Regions from separate parts of the Homo sapiens genome. Here region 1 is linked to region 2. A link is an interaction called in ENCODE POLR2A ChIA-PET data of the cell type or tissue named here. Cell type or tissue: endothelial cell of umbilical vein. All regions are shown on one strand. Links, peaks and the distances in the headings refer to the core of each region. The heading gives the core; the rest is flanking DNA. Region 1 overlaps DGLUCY (D-glutamate cyclase). Region 2 has its middle 8.3 kb from the start of GPR68.

Evidence for each region. Peaks named below come from ENCODE experiments on the same cell type or tissue, not always from the same donor. Only the 100,000 strongest peaks of a DNase experiment are listed, where the experiment ranks them.
Region 1: POLR2A ChIA-PET joins it to region 2 with 7 read pairs; 1 of 35 experiments calls an interaction of 5 or more read pairs at or near these places.

What each region holds. Positions count from the first base shown.
Region 1 is chr14:91,145,852-91,153,712 of GRCh38, forward strand. The region is part of intron 1 of DGLUCY (D-glutamate cyclase); the gene reads left to right. Among named protein-coding and RNA genes, the nearest start is that of SNORA11B, 23 kb to the left of the region's middle. RefSeq lists a silencer at 6,873-7,151. In endothelial cell of umbilical vein, for the core only: no CTCF peak of the experiment used is centred there; a DNase peak (open chromatin) is centred at 3,830; H3K27ac peaks cover 411 bases.
Region 2 is chr14:91,244,920-91,261,073 of GRCh38, forward strand. It overlaps a transcript of GPR68 not described here. Among named protein-coding and RNA genes, the nearest start is that of GPR68, 8.3 kb to the left of the region's middle. RefSeq lists silencers at 8,473-8,622, 8,653-8,712 and enhancers at 8,676-9,207, 9,208-9,739. In endothelial cell of umbilical vein, for the core only: no CTCF peak of the experiment used is centred there; DNase peaks (open chromatin) are centred at 13,322 and 14,172.

The sequences.
Region 1 (7,861 bases), core at 2,684-5,183, 110 kb before region 2:
CATCCCCATTTCCTTTTCCCTCTTTAATTTTCTTTTTTATTTTTGGAGACAGGCTCTCACCCTGTTGCCCAGGCTGGAGTGCGGTGACGTGATCATGGCTCACAGCAGCCTTGACCTCTGAGGCTGAAGCAATCCTCCCGCATCAGTCTCCCGAGTAGCTGGGACCACAGCTACCATGCCTAGCTAATTTTTGTATATTTTTGTAGAGACAGGGTCTCACCATGTTGCTCAGGCTTGTCTCAAACTCCTGAGCTCAAGCCATCCACCCTCCTCAGCCTCCCAAAGTGCTGGAATTAAGGCGTGTACCACCATGCCTGGCCCATGCCCCATTTTAAAAATGAGTAAATTTAACCTTCGAGAGGTTGCCCACTAATCTCACATGGCTGGCAAGTGGCTGAGTTGGGATCTGAACTCAAGTTCTGTCTGACTACCATGGATGGGCTGAGCACTGCTGTGAAGGATAATTGTTGAGTTAAAGAAAACCTTTGGAGAAGTGATTTGGCCTTGTGGATCTTTCCCTGAGCACAATTTCCAGCATGTTCCTGAGAAAGCTTAGGATCCTCTTTGTTGGAATAAGCGCAGGTCCTTCCTCGGGGCATCTATGCCCACTAACGTCACAGTCATCCTCCACTCCCACTTTTTCCCCTTTCCCGAAAACATCTCATATGGGGCTCCGAGCAAGCCCTGGGAGGAGCTGCTTCCTGGGTGACTGTGTCCCCCGGAGGAATGTACACCTGCAGCAAGACGAGTGGGACATTTTTGAAGCCTCAGGCCACACACATTGTCCCCAAGACAAGGCTGATGCGGCTAGTAAGCCTCTTGTTTTTGAAGGTCACAAACAACAAAAACATGGAAACTCAGAATGGAAGGGGGCCCATGAGAGCAATCTTGAGGCATAACAACAGCTGCAGAAGGTGACTGCAGGGAAGCGGACTGTGCTCCTATTCTTTATGTTCTGTTTTTAGCTGTGTTTTTCAGAGCAAGTAGGTACCATGGTGATAGGTACCATAGAAATAGATGGAGCGCACCACCCAGCACGGGGCTGCCAAGCTGTTCCCCTGGAAATGCACCGAGAGCTGCCAGGGAGAGCCCAGGGACTCTGCTTCCTGGGGCCTGTCAGCTGCACGGCCAGGGAAGAAGTCCCCTGTAGAATGGTCCCCAGAGGCTTCTCACTGTCTTGCTGTCATTGTCCAAGGTCCCTGATGGTGCATCCTCCTCCTGGAGCACCTGTGGCCTTCCTCTCTGAGTCCTCAGGAAACTCACTTAAGGGGGTTTGCCTTTGCCTAGTGAAGCAATTATCTTGGCCAACAGTGACCTCAAAAGTAGCACTGCCAGCATTCCTGTCTCCATAGTTAGGAGTGCGTGGTCCTCATCCTGCCTGGATGTGGCACTGTCACTGGTTTTATGCAATGTCATAAAGAATTTGTGGGGCAGGAGCTGAGTTCTGAACATTTGGTAATCAGGAATACTCATAAAATGAAATTTCAGAGGATCTAACCCAGAAAGCCGAGCAAGGTAGGGCATAACCACGTCTGATATGGTGGTTTTCAGTTTGTGAAGCCACAGGCAGTACAGAATAGGGCCCAGCCTCAACTATTTTTGGATGCAGCTTGAATGGACTGAAAGACCCTTTGAAACAAGTGCTGGAACCATCCCGTAGCACTTACATAACCATCTCTGCAAGGCTGTTGATAGATGAATGTAAATGAACCTAGGCAGAGCTTAGCTCATTTTTATTTAGATTTAGACCAATTTCATGTCTTCTGAAACGTAACCCATATATACACACACTAAATCTAACTCTTTTATTTTAGGCCTAGCATGAGAGGATCAAGTTGAAAGGGCATCTGTTATTATATCTGTCCCATCATATCTGCTTCTGTGATGGCTTTATTATGTACATTTCTTTCTATACATTTGTGCTCTCAGGTGGCATTCTTCTTCAGAGCAGGGCAAGTGTAATTCTGGACCAATGTGTGATTCTGAGACCAGACCAACCAACTGAAGGTAATTTTATTCTCAATTAAAGAAACACAGACGGGGCGCAGTGGCGCACGTGAGCCTGTAGTCCCAGCACTTTGGGAGGCTGAGGCAGGTGGATCACTTAAGGTCAGGAGTTCAAGACCAGCCTGGCCAACATAGTGAAACCCCATTTCTACTAAAAATACAAAAATTAGCCAGGTGCAGTGGCACGCACCTGTAATCCCAGCTACTTGGGAGGGTGAGGCAGGAGAATCGCTTGAACTAAGTAGGTGGAGGTTACAGTGAGCCAAGATTGCACCGCTGCACTCCAGCCTGGATGGCAGAGTAAATCTCTGTCTCAAAAAAGAAAGATACACACATCTCTAACAAAGGATTTTTTTTTTTTCTTGAGACAGGATCTCTCTCCATCACCCAGGCTGGAGTGCAGTGGCTCCATCTCGGCTCACTGCAACCTCCACCCCCAAGGCTCAAGCGATATTCCTACCTCAGCCTCCCAAGTAGCTGGGACCACAGGTGTGTACCACCATGCCTGGCTATTTTTTTGTATTTTTAGTAAAGACAGGGTCTCACCATTTTGCTCAGGCTGGTCTCGAACTCCTGAGCTCAAGCGATCCACCCACCTTGGCCTCTCAAAGTGCTGGGATTATAGGCATGAGCCACTGTGCCTGGCTAGGAATTTATTTTAACAACCAAAAACTTAAAACTCAATAACATCATTAACTCATAAATTATTGTTTAGTTACAGATTACGAAAATGATAGAACCAGAAGGTGCTAACAAAATGTCTGTCCTGCATGTGTGGCATTTGACATGAAGAAACTGAGGCCCTTGCTGGGCGCAGTGGCTCATGCCTGTAACCCCAGCACTTTGGGAGGCCAAGGCAGGAGGATCACTTGAGCTCAAGAGTTCAAGACCAGCCTTGGACAAGATAGTGAAACCTTGTCTCTACCAAAAAAATACAGAAGTTAGCCAGGCATGGTGCAGTGTACCTGTAGTAGCAGCTACTGAGGAAGCTGAGGTAGGAGGATCGCTTGATCCCAGGAGGTCAAGGCTGCAGTAAGCCGTGATTGTGCCACTGCACCCCAGCCTGGGCGACAGAGTGAGACCCTGTCTCAAAAAAAGAAAAGTAAAGGCTACGCGCGGTGGCTCATACCTGTAATTTCAGCACTTTGGGAGGCCGAGGCGGGTGGATCACCTGAGGTGGGGAGTTTGAGATCAGCCTGACCAACATGGAGAAACCCCGTCTCTACTAAAAATACAAAATTAGCCAGGCGTGGTGGCGCATGCCTGTAATCCCAGCTACTCGGGAGGCTGAGGCAGGAGAATCACTTGAACCCGTGCGGCGGAGGTTGCTGTGAGCCGAGATGGTGCCATTGCACCCCAGCCTGGGCAACAAGAGCGAAACTCTATCTCAAAAAAAAAAAAAAGAAAAGAAAAGAAAAGAAAGAAACTGAGGCCCAAAGAGTTTGCATACTTTGCTATTAGTTCAGCCTGTCTTCTGTGTATGCAGGTGGTGTCTCTAGGTCGTTATCACTCTGGCAAATTCTCTCCCAGTGATGGAGATGTGTGGAGCCCCCAGTCTCTCCAACCAGGGAGTGGTGCTCATGGTGACCCTGAAGTAGGCTTGTGGGTCAGGCCGTTGGTTGAGCTGTGCAGTGCCAGAAGTAGCTAAACATCCTTAAAGGAACTGCCTAGTTTATCATTAGGACTAACCATGGAACCGATGACTCAGCGTTTACTGTTGGCAGTATCATACACTCAACCTGCATGTAGATTTCGTGCATCATATTTTGTGGTTACAGGAATTTGGCCTGATGGACCCGTTGCAGAAACTCTGTACTAAATAAGCAAACACGTGTGCTCTAGTTTTACAGGCCAAGCAAACTGTGAAACAGAAGGGTTGGCCTTTCTTGCCCTTAGCAGTCATACCTTGGACTTTTGCCACTTGGTTGGGTTGCTTTATTTGGCTAAGTAACTAAAAGCAGATTTACTTTGAAGAATGAGGTTCTCAAATATTCTAGAACTCTCTAAGAATGGACATTCACAGTCATGCTGGGCAGACAGAGTTATTCCCAAATTTTCAGAGTCATAAAGCTTATGTTTGGGCTGGGTGCGGTGGCTCACACCTGTAATCCCAGCACTTTGGGTGGCCGAGGCGGGCGTATCACAAGGTCAGGAGTTTGAGACCAGCCTGGCCAATATGGTGAAACCCTGCCTCTACTAAAAATACAAAAATTAGCCAGGCATGGTGGTAGGCACCGGTAGTCCCAGCTACTCAGGAGGCTGTGGCAGGAGAATTGCTTGAACCCAGTAGGTGGAAGTTGCAGTGAGTGGAGATTGCGCCGCTGCACTCCAGCCTGGGTGACAGAGTGAGACTCCATCTCAAAAAAAAAAAAAAAAAAAAAAAATCCAGTTTGGCCTGTGTGAAGCACCCACACAAAACCTTCCTTTCCCAATATTAGCGCCTTCCTGTGGAGCTGGAACAGGGGCCCCGGGGCTAGAATATTTGATATTCAAGACACACACTGAGTCTGGTGTGGTGCTTTTCAGCAACACATTGAAAAATTGTTGCTTTTCACACCAACAATTTGAAACTAAACATTTAATGTGAATGTTTCTTTTTTTTTGAGAGAATGTCTCACTGTCCCCCAGGCTGGAGTGCAGTGGTGCAATCGTGGCTCACAGCAGTCTTGACCTCCTGGGCTCAAGCAATCCTCCTGCCTCAGCCTCCTGAGTAGCTGGGATTACAGGTGCACGCCACCATGCCAGCTAATTTTTTTAGTTTTTGTTTTTTGTAGAGATGGGGGTCTCGCACTCCTGGACTCAAGGGATCCTACCGCCTCAGCGTCCCAAAGTGCTGAGATTCCAGGCATGAGCCACCACACCTGGCCTTAATCCGAATGTTTTTTAACAATCACAACTTGATTTTTAACATTTTAATTTAAAATTTTTATTATGGTTAAAAATATACAACATACAGTTTACCATTTTAATCATTTTTAAGTGTACAGTTCTGTGGCATTAAGTACATTCACATTGTTGTGCAACCATCACCACTCTCCATTTCCAGAACTCTCTTCATCTTCCCAAACTGAAACTCTCTGCCCATTACACGGTAACTCCCCATTCCCCACCCCATCTCCTGGACCCAGCCTGTGGTCACCACCATTCAGCTTTCCATGTCTGTCCATCTGTCTGTTGTGGGTGTCTTATAGAAATGGAATCATACAATATTTGTCACTTATGTCTGACTTATTTCAGTTTGCATAACGTGCTCAGGGTTCACCCATGTTGTAGCATGCATCAGAATTTCCTTCCTTTTTAAGGCTGAAGAATATTCTACTGTATGTATATACCACATTTTGTTTATCCATAATTTTTCTATAGTTTCTTATTTCTTTGTTGTTGTTGTTTTGTTTTTTTGAGACGGAGTCTCGCTCTGTCGCCCAGGCTGGTGTGCAGTGGCGTGATCTCGGCTCACTGCAAGCTCTGCCTCCGGGGTTCACGCCATTCTCCTAACTCAGCCTCCCAAGTAGCTGGGACTACAGGCGCCCACCACCACACCCGGCTAATTTTTTTTTATTATTTAGTAGAGACAGGGTTTCACCATGCTAGCCAGGATGGTCTCGTCTCGATCTCCTGACCTCATGATCCACCTGCCTTGGCCTCCCAAAGTGCTGGGAGTACAGGCGTGAGCCACCATGCCTGGCCTATTTTTTTTATTTTAAAATAATTGCAAAGTGACAAAACATTTCAAGAATGGTACTAAAGAAAATCTTTTTTATATCTCATTATTCATCTTTTTTATTTTTTCTTTTCTTTTCTTTTTTTTTTTTTTGAGATGCAGTCTTGCTCTGTCACCCAGGCTGGAGTGCAGTGGTGCGATCTTGGCTCACTGCAACCTCCGCCTCCTGAGTTCAAGAGATTCTCCTGTCTCAGCCTCCTGAGTAGCTGGAATTACAGGCGTGCGCCTCCACACCTGGCTAATTTTTGTATTTTTAGTAGAGACGGGGTTTTGCCATGTTGGCCAGACTGGTCTTGAACTCCTGGCCTCGGCCTCCCAAAGTGCTGGGATTACAGGCGTGAGCCACCCCACCCAGCCCTTCTTTTTTCTTTATAGACAGGGTCTCATGTCATAAGAGACCCTACCCGCCATTCCCCACCACGGAGTCCTACCTTACTCAGCTCCACCTTGTGGCTTTAGGACTGGATTGTTTAGAAAGGGGAGGAGAAGGGACCACCATTTGCTTTCATTGAAAATATTTGTTTTGGCCAGGTGTTGTGGCTCATGCCTGTAATCCCAACACTTTGGGAGTCCAAGGCAGGAGGATCGCTTGAGCCCAGGAGTTCAGAAAATACAGCCTGGGTAGCATAGTGAGACCCCCATCTTTACAAAAAAATAACAGAAATTAGCTGGGCACAGTGGTGCATGCCTGTGGTGGTCCCAAGCTACTCAGGAGGCTTAGGTGGGAGGATGGCTTGAGCCTGAGAGGTTGTGGCTGCAGTGAGCCATCATTGCACTACCTGCACTCCAGCCTGATGACAGAGCAAGACCCTGTCTCAAGAAAAAAAATAAAGAAAGAAAATACTTGTTTCATTAACAATTCTTTGCATGTGGGGAGCCCTTGTATTTAACCTATTAAATAAACAAATCTTAATTATGACTACCAGCATTTCCCCAATCTTGTCTCTGCTATTATAATACCATTTTTTAAATAAAATGATTATACAGTTAGGATGCCTTCTTCCTTGCAGCAACACTTATTTTGCAAATTTGCAGTTGTATTTAGGCTACCACCAGCAACTCTCTTGGCAAACATTGAGCAACTCCTACCACAAAAATTAATGAGTAGAGAGACAAGGTCTGCACACCTACTCATTTTGTTCTTCCATTATCAAGTTGTGGGACTCTGGGGAAGTGATCCAGGGGACATCTACAGAAACCAAAAATGGAGTTTTGTAACACTGTGAGTTGTTTATTCTTGTAAATAATAGGATCTTCTTGACTGGACTGGAAGCTTCAAGGAAGCTGTGTCTTCTGTTTTTCGTGTGCATCCTTCGTGGTTCTAAATATGATGCTACATGAATATAAGGTGTTTCCTGTCGTTGTGGGCTGGTGGAGCTGTGAGGGCTTCAGTGGGATAAACTGGAAGAAGGAGCCTGGGTTATGAAGTTCAGTGGATGCTTCTTGGGTTTTCTCTTCCTTGACCTCCCCGGACCGTAAATTCCTCCTTGAAATACTTGCTTCTGAATCACAAAGTTTCTCTCCTGCCTCCCTGGCCGCCTTTTCTCAGCTGCCTTTGTGTGAGCCACATGCTCTGCCCATCCCTCCTGACAGTGAGCTTTATTTACTTATTTATTTATTATAGACACAGTCTCGCTCTGTCGCCCAGGCTGGAGTGCAGTGGCGAAATCTCGGCTCACTGCAACCTCTGCCTCCCTGGTTCAAGCGAGTCTCGTGCCTCAGCCTCCCCAGTAACTGGGATTATAGACATGCGCCACCACACCTGGCTAATTTTTGTATTTTTAGTAGAGACAGGGTTTCACCATGTTGGCCAGGCTGATCTCAAACTCCTGTCCTCAAGTGATCCGCCCACCTCGGCCTCTCAAAGTGCTGGGATTGCAGGCGTGAGGCACCGCACCCGGCTGACAGTGAACATTTATTGGGCACCTCCCGTGTGCCAGGCACTGTTGATGCTGCACATCCAGCAGTGAGTACAACAGATGGAAAGGCTTGTCTTCTCTGAACTGAAAGGAAAAGAGGAAAACCCCCTCCCTTGGGTGTGAGCCTGCTTGCTTGTTTCTGCGTCACGGGAACAACCTCAGCTGTTCCCCATGGTGTGATGAGCACTGCCTGCTCATGCAGGCCTTGCCGGGC
Region 2 (16,154 bases), core at 12,007-14,506:
GAAAGCCTGAGCTAGGGGCAGGTGCCCTCAGGACTGTGGTGGGGGGATACAGGAGGAGGGGGTGGGCTAATTCTAGCCACCTTTCAGCACCTACAGGATACCGGGATCCAGGCAAGGGTGGGGGAAGCCGCCAACATCTGGGTCACTGGGGCTCAACCCTGGCCATGTGCATGAGAACATACCTGGGAGCCTACAAAAAAAATACCAATGCCCGGGCCCCACCCGGGGCTGGTTAAATCATGTTTCCTGGAAGTGACGTGCCAGCATCAGTGGCTCTAAAGCTCCCTGGACTGTTCTAAAGTGCAGTGAAGGTGGGCAGCCACGGATGTGGTGAAGCAGGTAGGATCCTGTTTGGCAGAGCAGCAGAGCGAAGGCAGTGGAGCTAAGGCTCTGGGCATCAGTAAGGATAGGGCGGGCATCAATGTTTTCAACTGTGTCGGTCCCCAGAGAAGGAATCAAGCCCAGGGCTCTGGCCCCGGGGGCCCTTCTGGCTCTCAGGAGCACTTACTAAACTCCCTCCCTCACACACATAACACGGAGGATGGAAAGGCCCAGCATTTTGGCGTAACCACCTCCCTCCAAGGCAGACTCCTTGGAAGCTGATTATAAGCTACGTTGCCAGAGCCAGGAAGCCAACAGATACGGTGCATGGGGCCACTGGGGGTGCGAGTCCTTCCTGCTGGAAGTGGCCAGAGCCCTGTGCTTGGTCCCTGCTCTGGGGACCAACACAGTTTAAAACACTGATGCCCATCTTATTCATGCCAAGAGCCTTGGCTCCACTGCCCTCACTCTGTTGGTAGGGGGTCTAAGGAAATCCCCTTCAGTGGGGCCTGGGCCCTCCAAGCAAATGCTACCACATAGCAGGCCTTTTAAAAACTATTTCCGGCCAGGTGCGGTGGCTCACGCCTGGAATCCTAGCACTTTGGGAAGCCGAGGCGGGTGGATCACCTGAGGTCAGGAGTTGGAGACCGGCCTGGTCAACATGGTGAAACCCCATCTCTATTAAAAATACAAAAATTTGCTGGGGGTGGTGGCGCATGCCTGTAATCCTAGCTACTCGGGAAGCTGAGGCAGGAGAATCACTTGAACCTGGGAGGCAGAGGTTGCGGTGAGCTGAGATCATGCCATTGCACTCCAGACTGGGCGACAAAAGCGAAACTCCGTCTCAAAAAAAAAAAAGTTTCCTACGTCAGTTGCTTCTTGCAGGCCTTATGTTACGAGCAAAGGCTTCAGCTTGTTGTGGTGCAGTAGCGTGCATTTAGACACACGTGCTACTTCTGAGTTGCGGAAGTGTGGCTGGCTTTCCCTGATGTCATATAGGAGGACGCGGGGTTAGGAGCACAGAACTGACTTAGCAGTGACTGCCTGGCTTACCCCTAGGACACAACCTGCCAGAGAGAGCACCTCTGGCCCTCTACGGGGTGGCCTGTCCTAACAGGGTGTGCACACACCGGCCGTCTACACCATCATCGTCTATACCTGCAGGAACCACTAATGGCATGGTGTCCCCTCCCGCCTCCAGCCCTGCCAGGGGCTGGCAAGCTGCCCCAGCCCCTCTGCTGGCAGCATGTGCCCTACTGCACCTGGAGTAAGGACCATGCCTTTGGGATGAAGGAGGGGTGAAACTTTCTTTGGTTTTACTCAAATTGGCTGAGCCCAGGTCTTTGTGAAATGCTAGCTCAGTAAGAGAAAAAAGAGCCCATGCTCTCTCATGTGCTTGGCCCTCAAGGAGTTAGAAAATAGCCTGGAGTGGCTCAGTGCCAAGAGCTCCCTTTACCATTTCCTGAGCATTTGCTTTGCACCAGGTGCTGTGCCCATCCTTTGTTTAATCCTTATATCAACTCTGTGTGGCAGGGATTATCCTGTTGCCCAGGCTGGAGTGCAGTGGTACCACCTCCACTCACTGCAACCTCCACCTCCTGGGTTCAAGCAATTTTCCTGCCTCAGCCTCCCAAGGAGCTAGGATTACAGGCATGCGCCACCACACCAGGCTAACTTTTTTTTTTTTTTTTTTTTTTTGAGATTCGCTCTTGTTGCCCAGTCTGGAGTGCAATGGCGTGATCTCGGCTCACGGCAACTTCCACCTGCCAGGTTCAAGCTATTCTCCTGCCTCAGCCTCCTGAGTAGCTGGGATTACAGGCATGTGTCACTATGCCTGGCTAATTTTGTATTTTTAGTAGAGATGGGATTTCTCCATGTTGGTCAGGCTGGTCTTGAACTCTCGACCTCAGGTGATCCGCCCACCTCGGCTTCCCAAAGTGCTGGGATTACAGGCGTGAGCCACCACACCTGGCCCTAATTTTTGTATTTTTAGTAGCGATGGGGTTTTGCCATGTTGGCCAGGCTGGTCTCAAACTACTGGCCTCAAGTGATCCACCTGTCTTGGCTTCCCAGAGTACTCAGATTACAGGCGTGAGCCACCGTGGCTGGCTGAAACAACATCGATTTCTTATCTTGCAGTTTTGGAGGTCAAAAGCATGACATCGATCTTACTGGCTAAAATCAAAACTGCAGTCTGCAGGGCCGCATTCTTTCTTGAGGCTCTAAAATCCATTTCCTTGTCTTTCCAGCTTCTAGAGACTTCTAGCATACTTTGGCTTGTGGCATCTTCCATCTTCAAAGCCTACAGCAGTCAACTGAGTCCTTCTCACATCACATCTCCTCTTCTGACTCTCATGTTCCCTCTTCCACTTCAAAGGGTCCTTGCTTGTGACAATGCTGGATCACTCCTTACTTTAAGGTCAGCTGATTAGGAGTCTTAATTCCACCTGCTGCCTTAATCTCCCTTTGCCACGTAAGGTAACGCAGTGGCAGGTTCTGGGGATTAAGAACTGGGCCTCTTTAGAGAGGGCATTATTCTGCCTCCCACACCCACCTTGTGATACTTACTTAAAACCCTGTATAGTGCTGGCTGGGTGAGGTGACTCATGCCTATAATCCCAGTACTTTCGGAGGCTGAGACGGGTGGATTGCTTGACTCAGGGTTTGAGACCAATCTGGGCAACATGGTGAAACCCCGTCTCTACAAAAAATACAAAAAATTGGTGGGTGCAGTGGCATGTGCCTGTAGTCCCAGCTACTCAGGGGGCTGAGGCTGGGGAATTGCTTGAGCCCAGAAGGTGGAGGTTGCAGTGAGCCGAGATCACACTTGGGCGACTAGAGTGAAACCATGTGTCAAGCAAAACAAAACAAAACAAAAACCCTGTACAGCGCTGCTTCTCGAATGTTAGTGTGCATGTATTATACATCTCCCAGGAATCTTGTTAGTGTATCTTCTGGTTCAGTTCAGTAGGTCTGGGGTAGGGCCCGAGATTCTTCCCTTCTTTTTTTTTTGAGATGGAGTCTCGCTCTGTCACCCAGGCTGGAGTGCAGTGGCGCAATCTCAGCTCACTGCAAGCTCCGCCTCCCGAGTTCACGCCATTCTCCTGCCTCAGCCTCCTGAGCAGCTGGGACTACAGGCGCCCGCCACCACGCCTGGCTAATTTTTTGTATTTTTAGTAGAGATGGGATTTCACCGTGTTAGCCAGGATGGTCTTGATCTCCTGACCTCGTGATCTGCCCTCCTCAGACTCCCAAAGTGCTGGGATTACAGGTGTGAGCCACCACGCCCGGCCTGATTCTGCCCTTCTAACATGAACTGAGGACCACCTTTATCTCTTGTATCCCCATGGCAATTGCTATAATGCTGCACAAGTGTTTGGACTAAATAAATACTTGATAATGGAAAGGGCCAGGCATGGTGGCTCACAGCTGTAATTCTAGCACTTTGGGAGGCCAAGGCAGGAGGATCAATTGCTTGAAGCCAGGAGTTTGAGACCAGCCTGGGCAAAAAAGTGAGACCTTGTCTGTACAAAAATTTAAAATATTAGCTGGTTGTGGTGGCCCGCACCTGTAGTCCCAGCTAGTTGGGAGGCCAAGAAGGGAGGATCCCTTGAGCCTGAAAGTTTGAGGCTGTAGTGTCCAGCCTGGGTAACAGAGAAAGACCCAAAGGAAGGAAGGGAGGAAAGGAGGGAGGGGAGGGGAGGAAGGAAGGAAGGAAAGAAGGAAGAGAAAAGGAGGGAGGGAAGGAAGGAAAAATTGAGCTCTGAGTGTTTTTATCACTGTGGTACAAGGGAGCTGGGACAAGGGCTCCTCACACATGCTTCACACAGAAAGAAGGTGGCCTGAGGTTCTAAATGACAAACGGGTGCTGAGCAAGGGGATGCAGGGTGGGTGCTCACCTGCTTTGAGCTCCCAGTATAAGCAAGGCATTGAGCTTTCCATAGGCTGCCTTGATGCCTCACAGCAACCCACCAGGTAAATATCATCCCAGCTTTATCACTGAAAGCTCAGGGCTATCCAAGACCAAGGGTCACACAGCTGGCAAGCAAGCAGCAGTGCTGGTATTCAATTCAAGGTCTGAATTCACTGTGTTTTCATTTTTAATTAATTAATTAATTTTTAGAGATGGGGTCCCTGTTCTGTCACCCAGGCTGGAGTGTAATGGTGCGATCATAGCTCACTGCAGCCTCGAAAGTCTGGGTTCAAGCAATCCTGCCGCCTCAGCCTCCCCAGTAGCTGGGACTCAGGTATGGGCCATCACGCCCAGCTCACTGTATTTTTAAAAAAATTTTTTAGTATATGCAAGGGATTGGTTCCATCATTGTATTTATTTATTTTTATTTTTATTTATTTATTTTTTTGAAACAAGTCTCCCGTCTGTTGCCCAGGCTGGAGTGCAGTGGCACGATCTTGGCTCACTGCAACCTCCACCTCCCGAGTTCAAGCGATTCTTGTGCCTCAGCCTCCCAAGTAGCTGGGATTACAGGGTCATGCCACCATGCCTGGCTGATTTTTGTATTTTTAGTAGAGACAAGGTCTCACCATGTGGCTTACGCTGGTCTCAAATTTCTGAGCTGAAGCCATCTGCCCACCTTGGCCTCCCAAAGTGCTAGGATTATAGGCATGAGCCACCGCACCTGGTCCATCATTGTATTTTAATATTCACCAATGTAATGCATGGAAATATGTGTGACTATTGGTTAATGCCTATCTTCCCCTTTACACAGGAAGCTGCCTGGGGAAGGAGGAGCTGGGTCTATTTTGTTCTTTGCTAGGCACCGTGCACACCAAAAACATGCCGAACGTTTGGGTGAATAAATGAATCTAAATTCTGCTTCTTCCTGTAGCCTGCTGGGAAGGCCAGCGTGGCTAAAATTGAAGTCAGAAACTAACAATCTGGTGGAAACAGTCAGGATATAGGATGAGGCAACAAGAAGAGGCTTGGTTTGGACTCTCAGGGTGTGAGTGAGTGGCCTTACGTGGAAGTGCATTTCCTGGTGCTGAACCGGGGACTTGCAGCCAGGAGAGTCTGTGGTCTGAGAAGGTCTGAGCTGCCTGGGGCATCTCTCCTGTCTGCAGCCGCAGCACAGACCACAGACCTGGAGGTTGCCATGGCAACCCCTGTGGCCTACTGCCCCCACTGCCTGCAGAGTGCTCCAGCCCATCAATTAATAACCTAATAATGTATGACAACAGTCACTCCAAACACACAGGAAGCAGCCCTCTTGAAAAACAAACAGACTTCTCCAGCGACTTGAGAGCTTCAAATATGCTCATTACACTCAACCCCGGGCCACCTGCCCAAACCTATTTTCTTGAATCCAAATTGCTCTCTTGTTGGCTTCTCCCTCTTGTTTGTCCCCAGGGTTGACAAAGCTGGGGATTGAAGCCTCAGAGGTTCCAGGGAAAATGATGCTAGAGAGGCCACTGGGTAGGATGCTTGCTCCCTTAGCCCTGTGTCAGGCCCAGAGATACTGATTCTGACCAAAATGGACTGTGATAAGGCCCATGTCTGTCTCTGCAGGTCCTTCTCCTGGGAGAAACACTTCAACTTTTGCAAAAGATTCATTAATTCATCACCATGGCACCCAGAAAAAAAAAATGCAGAAGAGAAGACTCAAGTTGTGGCCGACCCAAGGTGGCTGCAAACTGTTTGAGATTTTCCTCGTTGAGAAGTGGGGGTCTAAGTTCCCTCCCTTGAACCTAGGCAGGCCCTCTGACTGCCTAACCAACAGAAATAGCATGGAAGCGACACTGTACCGGTTTTTGAGGCTAAGCCTGAAGAGACTGGCAGTTCCCACTTCCTGTCATCTGGGAATAATTGTTCTTGAAACCTAAGTGCTATGCTGTGAGGAAGCCAAGCAGCCTCGATGACAGGCCCACATGGAGCGGAACCAAACCCTGGCCAGCAGCCCCTGCTGCACCCCTAGCTGACAGCCAGGTTCGACTTGTCTTGCATACCAGTATGTCATCCTGGATGAGGATCCCCTAGTAGGGCCATCTCAGCTGATGCTCCAAGGAGCAGAGATGAGCCATCCCCACCAAGCCCTGCAAGAAAGACTGCCAACTAATCAGGAGGAAGACTTGCAAGTTGGGTTGGGTATACTGAAGTGTAAACACGTAGCCGCTACTCTTTTTTTTTTTTTTTTTTGAGACGGAGTCTTGCTCTGTCACCCAGGCTGGAGTGCAGTGGCACGATCTCTGCTCACTGCACGCTCCTCCTCCCGGGTTCACGCCATTCCCCTGCCTCAGCCTCCCGAGTAGCTGGGACTACAGGCGCCTGCCACCATGCCCGGCTAATTTTTGTATTTTTAGTAGAGATGGGGTTTCATCGTGATAGCCAGGATGGTCTCGATCTCCTGACCTCGTGATCTGCCCGCCTCAGCCTCCCAAAGTGCTGGGATTACAGGCGTGAGCCACTGCGCCCGGTCTAAGTTAATATCTTTAAATGTGGTTTGTTATGCAGCAATAGATAACAGGAACATAAATTATTTGTCTCCCCAAATCACTTTAGGGCCTATCATGTGCTGGATTCATTCATATAATTATTTGATTTCAATTTTTATAACAATTCCTTGAGGTGTAGGTATTATCATCTCCACTCTCCCTATGAGATAGTGAGACTCAGAAAGTTAAAATATCTTGTTTGAGGCCAACCAGCTAGGAAAGATGAAACAGGAATTCTGATGCTAAAGCTCATTCCTCTACCACCATCATCATCATCCTCACCGTGGCTGGTGCCAAGTGCTCCTCCTTCCCTCAGGGGTCTTCAGTCACCAGCCCCTCTTTGGGTCCACCCACTGAAGTCCACCAACCTCTGGACACCTTCACACTTTACATTTGCTGCCTTGAACCTGTTTTCCACTTTGTTTCCTGTTAGCTGAGTCTTCTCTTCTGACAGTGTGCACCTTACCCAGAAGCGTGTGGTATGACAGTAATAATAAAAGTGGGCGGAGCTGACATTCAGAGGACATTGCAAGGCTTTCAAGGTCGGATTTCACCTGTGCAATCCCATAACCGCCCTACTATGTTGCCCATTTCACAGAAAACTCAGAGGCTTAGAAAGAGACAACATAGGCTGGGCGTGGTGGCTCACGCCTGTAATCCCAGCACTTTGGGAGGCCGAGGCAGGCGGATCACTTGAGGTCAGGAGTTCGAGACCAGCCTGACCAACATGGTGAAACCCCGTCTCTACTAAAAATACAAAAATTAGCCAGGCATGGCGGTGGGCGCCTGTAGTCCCAGTTACTTGGGAGGCTGAGGCAGGGGAATCGCTTGAACCCAGGAGGTCAAGGTTGCAATGAGCCAAGATTGCACCACTGCACTCCAGCCTGGGTGACAAAGCAAGACTCCATCTCAAAAAAAAAAAAAAAAAAAAGCGACTTGCCCAGTAATAGCTCTAAAATATGGAAGAGCTGGGATTGGACTTAGACTATCTGGTTCTGGAACTGGGCTGGCAAGTGAAAAGCCCACAGTCCACAGCATCCTCACTGTCCAGCCCCACTTCCACTGTTGAGCTCAGGAATTTGTTTCCCTGCCTCCTTTTGGAAGCGATCCTGTGTGTGCAGGTAGGGGCAGAGGGAGTAAAGCCAAACGTAACTATAGCATCTCAGATTTGCAGACTCTCAAACCAGCCTCACACCTCAGTGAGGTGACAATGGCTAACATTTTCATCTCAGTTTTACAGAAGCCCAGCCACAGCAGGTGACCTGCGCAAAGCTACACAGCCTCTGGCTCCAAGGCAGGGCTCTCTCCCCTGCCTGTGCCCTCTCGCCACCGCAGCCCCTGTTCTCCAGCTGGGGGACCACCCAGAGGACCACCTGGACCCTGCTGCCTCCGTTGGGCCATTTGCTTGGCGGAGTAGTTGGGGGGTGGGGGGCCTGCAACCTAGGACCCCACCTGGCGCTGCCCCAGCCCACCGAGCAGTGAGCCAGCTCTCCCCTCATCGGTGGCAGGGGGAGCTGTCGGGATCTCAGGGCTGCCCTGAGGGGCCGCGCAGATCTGGGGGATGTAAAGGCCCAAACGGACTCGGAATGGCCGGTGCGGCCGGGCTCTGGGAAATGAAGGGCTCGCGGTGTCTCGCACTTTTTGTGGGGGCGGGAGTAATTACCAGGTGGCCGCGGAGCCAGCCGAGGGGGCGGCTGCTAACCCGGGCGGCGACCGCAGGCGGAGACGCCCCGCCCGGGACAGGGACCGGGCCGCGCCGGCGCTCGCGGACAGACACCCGCGGTCCCGGCCGCTGCCGCGTCTCCCGCCCCCGCCACGCCCCGGCGGCCTCGCTTGGGGCGCGCCCCCGCCTCGCACGCGCACGCGCCTGCACCCGCACTGGCCCGCCCGGTTCCCCCGCGCTCGCGGGGCCGCTCCGGGGGAGGTGCCGAGACCCGGCCTTGGCCCGCGCGCGGTTTCCGGGGTCCGGCGCGCCGGGGACCCACAGGCGAGGCGAGAGAAAGGGGTTGGCTCGCGGGGACACCTACCTGCGCGGCGCGGGGCTGTGGCGCCGGCCACCATTACCCCGCGCCCCTCCTCTTGCCAGCGCGCACGCAGATGGCGGGGTGGCCTGGGGAGGTCTTCGGGTCCCTTCCTGGGAACGCAGGGCCAAGTTGTGCTCCGATTCCACGCCCCCCCCACCCACGTCGGGCACACGCAGCCCTGAGTGAGGGTCCATGCCCTGCCTTTCACGCTGACCACAGCCCCTAGGCTTGGCGCCTGCCGGGAAGGGCCGCAATGGCTCAGGGACCCCTGCCCCCACTACCATCCTGCCCTGGGGGGACAGGCTCTAGAACACTGCGTGGGGCTCAGAGTGGGCCTAGCTGTAAAAGGACAGGGGTCCTTCTCCAGCCACGCCCACTCCCGGGTGCCCTGGCTGTCAGCAGCCTCTCACCACAACCGCAGGGTGAGAAGCCCAGAGAACAGTCCAGGAGTAGCCCTTCTGTCCTTTACCACGTCCGTGTGCCCAGCACGGGCAAATCAGTAGCCACGCAATAAATGAAGTGCGGTGTTGCAGCTCTGGGCCTCTCTGCACCTGCCCTGACCTCAGCCTGTCCAGCCCAGCCTGGGGATCTGCACTTAGGTTTGCAGCCTCCTGGGTCCCTGCCCGGTGCTCCTCAGAGCCGGAGCCTGTCTGCCGCAGGGATGGCTTAGAGGACCTCCTACTGACCTTCTTGATAATTCAAGGAGGCCTTAGGCCCCTCTGCCCCACATCCTCACAGATAATAGTAATAATAGTCCCAGCCCGCATCTATTGAGCACAGCTGTGTGCTGGGCTCTGTTGTTAAGTACTTAATTACATTAACTCATTTGATGTTCAGGGCTCTATGATGTAGACAGTATTGTTATTCCCATCTTATACATAGGGGAATGAGGCACAGAGAGGGCAAACAACTTGCCCAAGGTCACACAGGTGGTACGTAGAGGCCTCGGGATTCAAATCCAGGCAGTTGGGTACAGAAGCCCTCCTCCTACCCACATCCTGTCCCAAGCCACCCTTGGCTGTTTCCTTCTGCTCTTTCACAATTGCATACCTTGGCTCCTGTGGCCCTCCCCACTCTATAGACCTCCTGTTTCCCACCTCCTGAACTCCTGCCCCCATCTTAAGACCCCAAGTCACTTCCCCTAGGGAGCATTCTTGGTTGCCCCAGGTAATGTGTGCTGAACCCTGCTGTGTGCCCTTAGCCCCTTTCCCAGCATTGCACTGCCGCTGGGGTCGCTGGCACACAGCTGTCTCTCTACAGGGCCCTTGCTCTCAGCCCAGTTATCCTGCTCAAAGCAGGGTGCCCCCATTCCTATTTGTGAAATGAATGTCTGGAACTGTCACGGCAAGAGTCTGCAGAAGGTTGGGCGGTTGTCAGGACAGATGGTTGCAGGTTAGGGATGAAGGGTGATTGGAACTGCAGGCAGGGGAGGTAGAAGGAGAAAGAGAGCAAACATCTCACCTTCTGCTAACCCCTCTAGGTGGCTCAGTGCTCCACACGGTGTGACTTAGCCTCTAGGTGAATCTCCAGAAGGATGGACAGTGGGTAAGAGGACAGAAGGTGCCCTAGCGGGGGAAGGCCGGGGAGCAGGAGGAGGCAGAGAGAGGCACAGGGAGTGTGGAGGCGGGAGGATTTGCTTTTCTCACTGGGCACTACCCCAGCAACATCCCAGCAGGCTAAGAGGCTGGATAAGCCTCCTCTGCTGGTCTTCATTTTGAAATTCCTCCTTAGAAAGTCCTCACAAGTGGAATTTTCTGGGTTGACTATGCCATAAAAATTCACATCTGCTTTCTAAAAGTTGCCAAACTGAATGTAGTTGTGAAGAGTTTGGCGTTGAAAGCCAGTGTCAGCATTTGAATTCCAGTTGTACTACGCGCTAGTAGGGTGACCCTGGACAAGTCTTTTAACCTCTCTGTGCCTGTTTCCATCTGTGAAATGGAGACACATCTTCAAATGAGGGCTAAGATGATTACATGAGTTAAACCAAGTAAAGCCCTTAGCTCAAGGCCCAGCACACATGAGGGTTCAATAGATGTTAGCTGTTATTATCACTGTCATTGGACATTCCAAATATCCTCTTATTTGCAGCTCTTATCATTTATTATTTATTTATTTATTTTTGAAACAGGGTCTCACTTTGTCGTCCCCCAGAGTACAGTGGAGTACAGTGGCGGCTCACTGCAGGCTCAATTGCTCTTATCTTGTAAATGCTTCCTGTGTCCTTAGTGCCTGTGCATGATCTCTTTTCATCTCCAAAACAAGTAGTTTTATTCTCTCCATTTCACAGATCAGGAAACTGAGGTTTCATAAATTGCCTGAGGCCACTCAATTCCCAAGTGACTGAGCCAGGACTTGACAGGAGTTCTGACTCTGAAGCTGTTTCTTCCAATGATTCTGTTCTGCCTCGTCTTATCTCTCTAGGAAAGAGGTGGGCTGTTTTAAAGCTCATTGTCAGTTGCCAGATCGAGGACTCTGACTATCAGGAGTACAGAGCATGCCCTGTAGAAAATGTATTACAGAATGAATCCTGCCAGGGCTACCACACTGCACAACCTCAAGGGTGCCGTGCATGCTGCAATCTATCAGTTGGTGGTCCCTGGAGTTGGCACAGTGTGCCAGTACTTGGTGGCCCTGTCTCCTGCCTCTCTTTTTCTTTTCTTTTGTTGAGACAGAGTCTCCCTCTGTCACCCAGGCTGGAGTGCAGTGGCATGATCTTGGCTCACTGCAATCTCGGCCTCCTGGGTTCAAGCAATGTTCATGCCTCAGCCTCCTAAGTAGCTGGGATTACAGACGTGTGCCACCACACCCAGCTAATTTTTAGTATTTTTAGTAGAGACGGGGTTTTACCGTGTTGGCCAGGCTGGTCTCAAACTCCTGGCCTCAAGTGATCTGCCTGCTTCAGCCTCCCAAAGTGCTGGGATTACAGGCGTGAGCCATCGCACCCAGCTATGCCTCTCTTTTTTCACCCCACATTCTCCGTTTACAGGTGCCTAAACATATCCAGTGCCTTTCACAGTCTCAATGCTGTTAAATTAAAACAAAGTCACTTTTGATTCATGCTTCACTTTTTAGAGACAGACAGCATGGCTCTTATTATAGTTACTTAAAGATCTGGAACTGGCCAGTGGAGTCTGAGAAGCTTGGGCTGTTGCCAAAATACAGACTTGGGCATTTCTGGCCATGCTTTCCCTAAGAAAATGCTGGAGCTGGAGAACCATATAGAAATTCATCATACTGCTTGCAAAGTCACTTTTGACTGGATTTTGCTATGTTTCTTGGTGTCAAGATGTCCAGTCCTTGGCAGAGACAGCAGAATTTGTTGTTTTGTAAATAAAACCTGGCTTTACAAGCAACAAAACAGCTCACTAATGGTAAATTAAGCACATATTGTCTTCCAGAACCTTCCTGAGCCTAGAGAATGTAAATTATGACCTACGCTTTTGAAATGCTGATTGGAAATGCTGCACTAATAACTATCTGTCTCGCCCACAGAAATTATCTCCCACATTGGGCTGGGCTCCAGAGACATGGTCTGAAATTCACCACCCCCAGTGCCAGTGATGTTTGCATCCATTTCTTCTTTTCCAGTCACTTGTGGGATTTTCTTTTTATCCTGGCATCTGTAAAGGCAGAATCTCTACACAGAGCCTGAGGACAGCTCATTCACTGCATTTCCCCAGTGTCAAACCCAGAGTGACACACTGCAGGTGTCCAGAAAATGGCAGCCAAAGGAATGTGTGAAAGAGGCTCCTGCACCAGCAATGTGCTGCATACTTTCTATCCACCTATCCAGATCCAGTCTCCATCCCCCTACTCTAAGGATGATGTCACCCGGCACCCTGCCTTCCAGCGTCTGTTAGATTTGGGTGATAGGAAGCACTAACTGGAGATCAGAGGATGGGAGGAGAGTGAAGACCCGGCAGTATTTATCCACTCTGCCAGGGTCACTTCAGGTTGGCTGCCTCCCTCGGCTGAAGATGTCAGCTCAGTTCCTGTTGGAGTCCCTGTCCTGCACTTGTCTCTTCCTTCTTCCTGCAAGCCTAGGGCTAGTAACAGCTCCTGAGGCATGGCCGTCCCACCGTGTGGCACCATCCCTTAACCCTGTCCACACCTTTGTGTTAAACTCTCATCAGTTACCCTGCTTGAGGGTGCCATCTGCTTCCTGCTGAGTCTGACTGATACAGAAACGGATGCATCAGATACATCCTCACTGCAAACTCATACTAATGGAAAAATGTGCATATATTTCAGAATGTGCACAGATGATCTACTTTTGAAAATCACTGTTTTTCCACTTCGTTCTTCCAATTAGCACAGCTGGCTAGCCTTCGCGGAAATCTCTCTTTATCCCCTAAACAACAGAATGAGTCCCTACTTCCTCCCTCGGTTCTAGCGCCAGCTCATCTCAGTCTCTGCTCAGGCCCAAGCCTTCTCTTGCTGATCCACCCCTGTCCTGTGCTTCCCGTCACCATGAGCTTTCTAGAGCGGAGCACGCGGCTGCCGAATCAGGTCGGTAACTTTCCTTCTGGGAAATAATTGCCGATGCTGAGTCAAGCACCTCTCAGGACAGTTTCAGGCAGAAAGAGGCTGGTTTTCTTTCCTAAGAGTTATTGTTTCTGGCAACGACCACACTCCAGCAGGCTCAGGCCTGAGCTGATGAATGGGACAACCTGATGACCACCACAAAGTTGCGTCTGCTCCCATCCAGCTAATCCGAGGGCTCTCAGACAGACTGTGACTAATGGGGACATCTGAGGGCAGAACGTTCGAAGGCCAAGGAGGAACAAGTCCAGACAAAGTGTGAGCACACACATCTGGAGGGCTGGGGAGCCCATGTCACATTCCTGGCTGGACTTTGGACTCCAGGAGGAAGGCTTCAGGTTGGGCTTGCTCAGGCTGAGGCAGTTTGGGAGAGTGGGAGTGCAGGGAACTTGGGCATCTGAATGCCCGGGTTTGAATTCCACATCTGTTGCTTTTTGGCTCTGAGAGCTCTGGCAAGTTATGTAGCCTCCCTGGGCCTTGGTTTCTGCTTCTTTAAAATGGGGTTAACAATGAAGATTGGTGTAAGAATCACATATAAAGGTGCTGTCAAGAAATCTGGTTGAAGGCTGGACATGATGGCTCATGCCTGTAATCTCAGCACCTTGGGAGGTTGAGGTGGGAGGATCACTTGAGGCCGGGGCTTCAAGAAGAGCTTGGGTAAGACTGTAGCCATAGCCATAGCAAGAATCTGTCTCTATTTAAAAAAGAAGAAGAAGAAAAAAGGAATGGAAATAAATTAATTAAATGGAAGTGTGGTTGACATAGAAACCAGGAAACCAGCCTTGCCAGGTCCAAAAACAACAGGTTATGCTGGGAAGGCACAAGAGGGGGCTTTGTTGACGGAAGTAGCATGACCCAGGCTGGGGCTATTCAGCTCTGGTCAGCCTCTGCCTTGGTTCCCTGCTTAGGGAGAACGGCCCCAATCCTGGCTCCTCCACTTACTGGTTATGTGACCATCAACAAGTGACATTCTCTCTGTGCCTTAGTTTCCTGATATGTAAAATGGGAATAATACTGAGTATTATTATAATAATAAGTACTGAGTATAATAATAATAAGTACTGGGCCAGGCACGATGGCTCATGCTTGTAATCCCAGCACACTGGGAGGCTGAGGCGGGCAGATCACTTGAGGCCAGGAGTTCAAGACCAGCCTGGCCAACATGGTGAAACCCTGTCTCTACTAAAAATACAAAACTTAGCCAGGCATGGTGGTGGCCGCTTGTAATCTCAGCTACTCAGGAGGCTGAGGCAGGACAATTGCTGAACCCAGGAGGTGGAGGTTGCAGTGAGCCGAGATCCTGCCACTGCACTCCAGCCTGGGCAACAGAGCAAGACTCTGTCTCAAAAACAAAAACAAAACAAAACAACAACAACAACAAAACAGTACTGCACAGGGTTGTTGTATTAACTGAGTTAGTAAGTATAAAACGCTTAGAACTGTGCCTGACCCTAGTAATGCTCAATTAATAAATGTTAAGCCATCCCTTCTTCCCCCGATGCCCATGGAAGGCGTATGTGTTCCAATCTCATTTAAGGGTGCAGGCTTCTTTGTGGCAGTGAGCTGGGTAAATGGTGATTACTTTTCTTTGATTTGCTACATAAGATTTGCCTCCTGTGGGGCTCACGTGACTTGGTGTGCGGGTGCTGGGGGAGGACAGGGATGGATGTGAGTGGTATTTGGCACACAGAAACTTTTCCAGCCTTAACTGCCTGGGACCCCTGAAGAAAACCATTGGCAGTTCTCCCTCCAGCCCTCTTGGATCACGGCTTAGGTGCCTATAATAGAGTGTGGATGGTGTGGGAGGGTGAGAAAGGGCTGAAATGAGAGATCACTGGCAGAGAATTTGTAGCCTAAACAGGGGCCTTACCTAGAAAACCTTGGAGAAAATTCTCCTCCTGAGCTGGGCTTCAGATCTTCTTGGCCTGTTCCAGGCATCTTGAGGGCAATAATGGTGCCAGAGAGGCAGTGTAGCCAAGAGGCCAGGAAGGTGCACCCTGGAGCCCCACTGCCTAGGTTCAAATCCCAGCTCTGCCACATGCCAAGTTATTTAACCTCTGTTCCTTATCTGTAAAATGACAATGATGGCACCTAACTCATGGAGTGTCATGTAATGTGCCTGGAGCAGTAAATGTCAGCTACTAGGAATATTCCACCAGCCAGTGTGTCCTGTGACTACAAGGGACAGCTACTACTGTGGTAGGCAGAACAACAGCCCTCAAAGATGAATGTGGCCTTGGCTGGACGCGGTGGCTTACACCCGTAATCTCAGCACTTTGGGAGGCCGAGACGCACGGATCACTTGAGACCAGCCTGGCCAACATGGCAAAATCCTGTCTCTACTAAAAAAAAAAAAAAAAAAAAAAATTAGCTGGGCGTGGGGGTGCATGCCTGTAGTCCCAGCTACTTGGGAGGTTGAGGCATGAGAATCGCTTGAACCCGGGAGGCAGAGGTTGCAGTGAGCCGAGATCGTGTCACTGTACTCCAGTCTGGGCAACAGAGCAAGACTCTGTCTGTTAAAAAAAAAAAAAAAAAAAGATGACTGGATTCTAATCCCTGGTACCTGTGAACATGTTACCTTACACATTAAATGGACTTTGCAAATGTGATAGAGATTTTGAGATGGGGAGATGATCCTGGGTTATCAAAGTGGACCCAGTGTCATCACAAGGGTGGAAACAGGAGGCAGAAGAGAAACTTTGAGTGATGTAGAGAGGGAAGGGCTCCGCCATCCACTGTCAGCTTTAAAGATGGGAGGGGCCGCAAGCCAAGAAATGCAGGCAGGCCTGAGACGCTGAAAAAGGCAAGGAAATGGAGTCT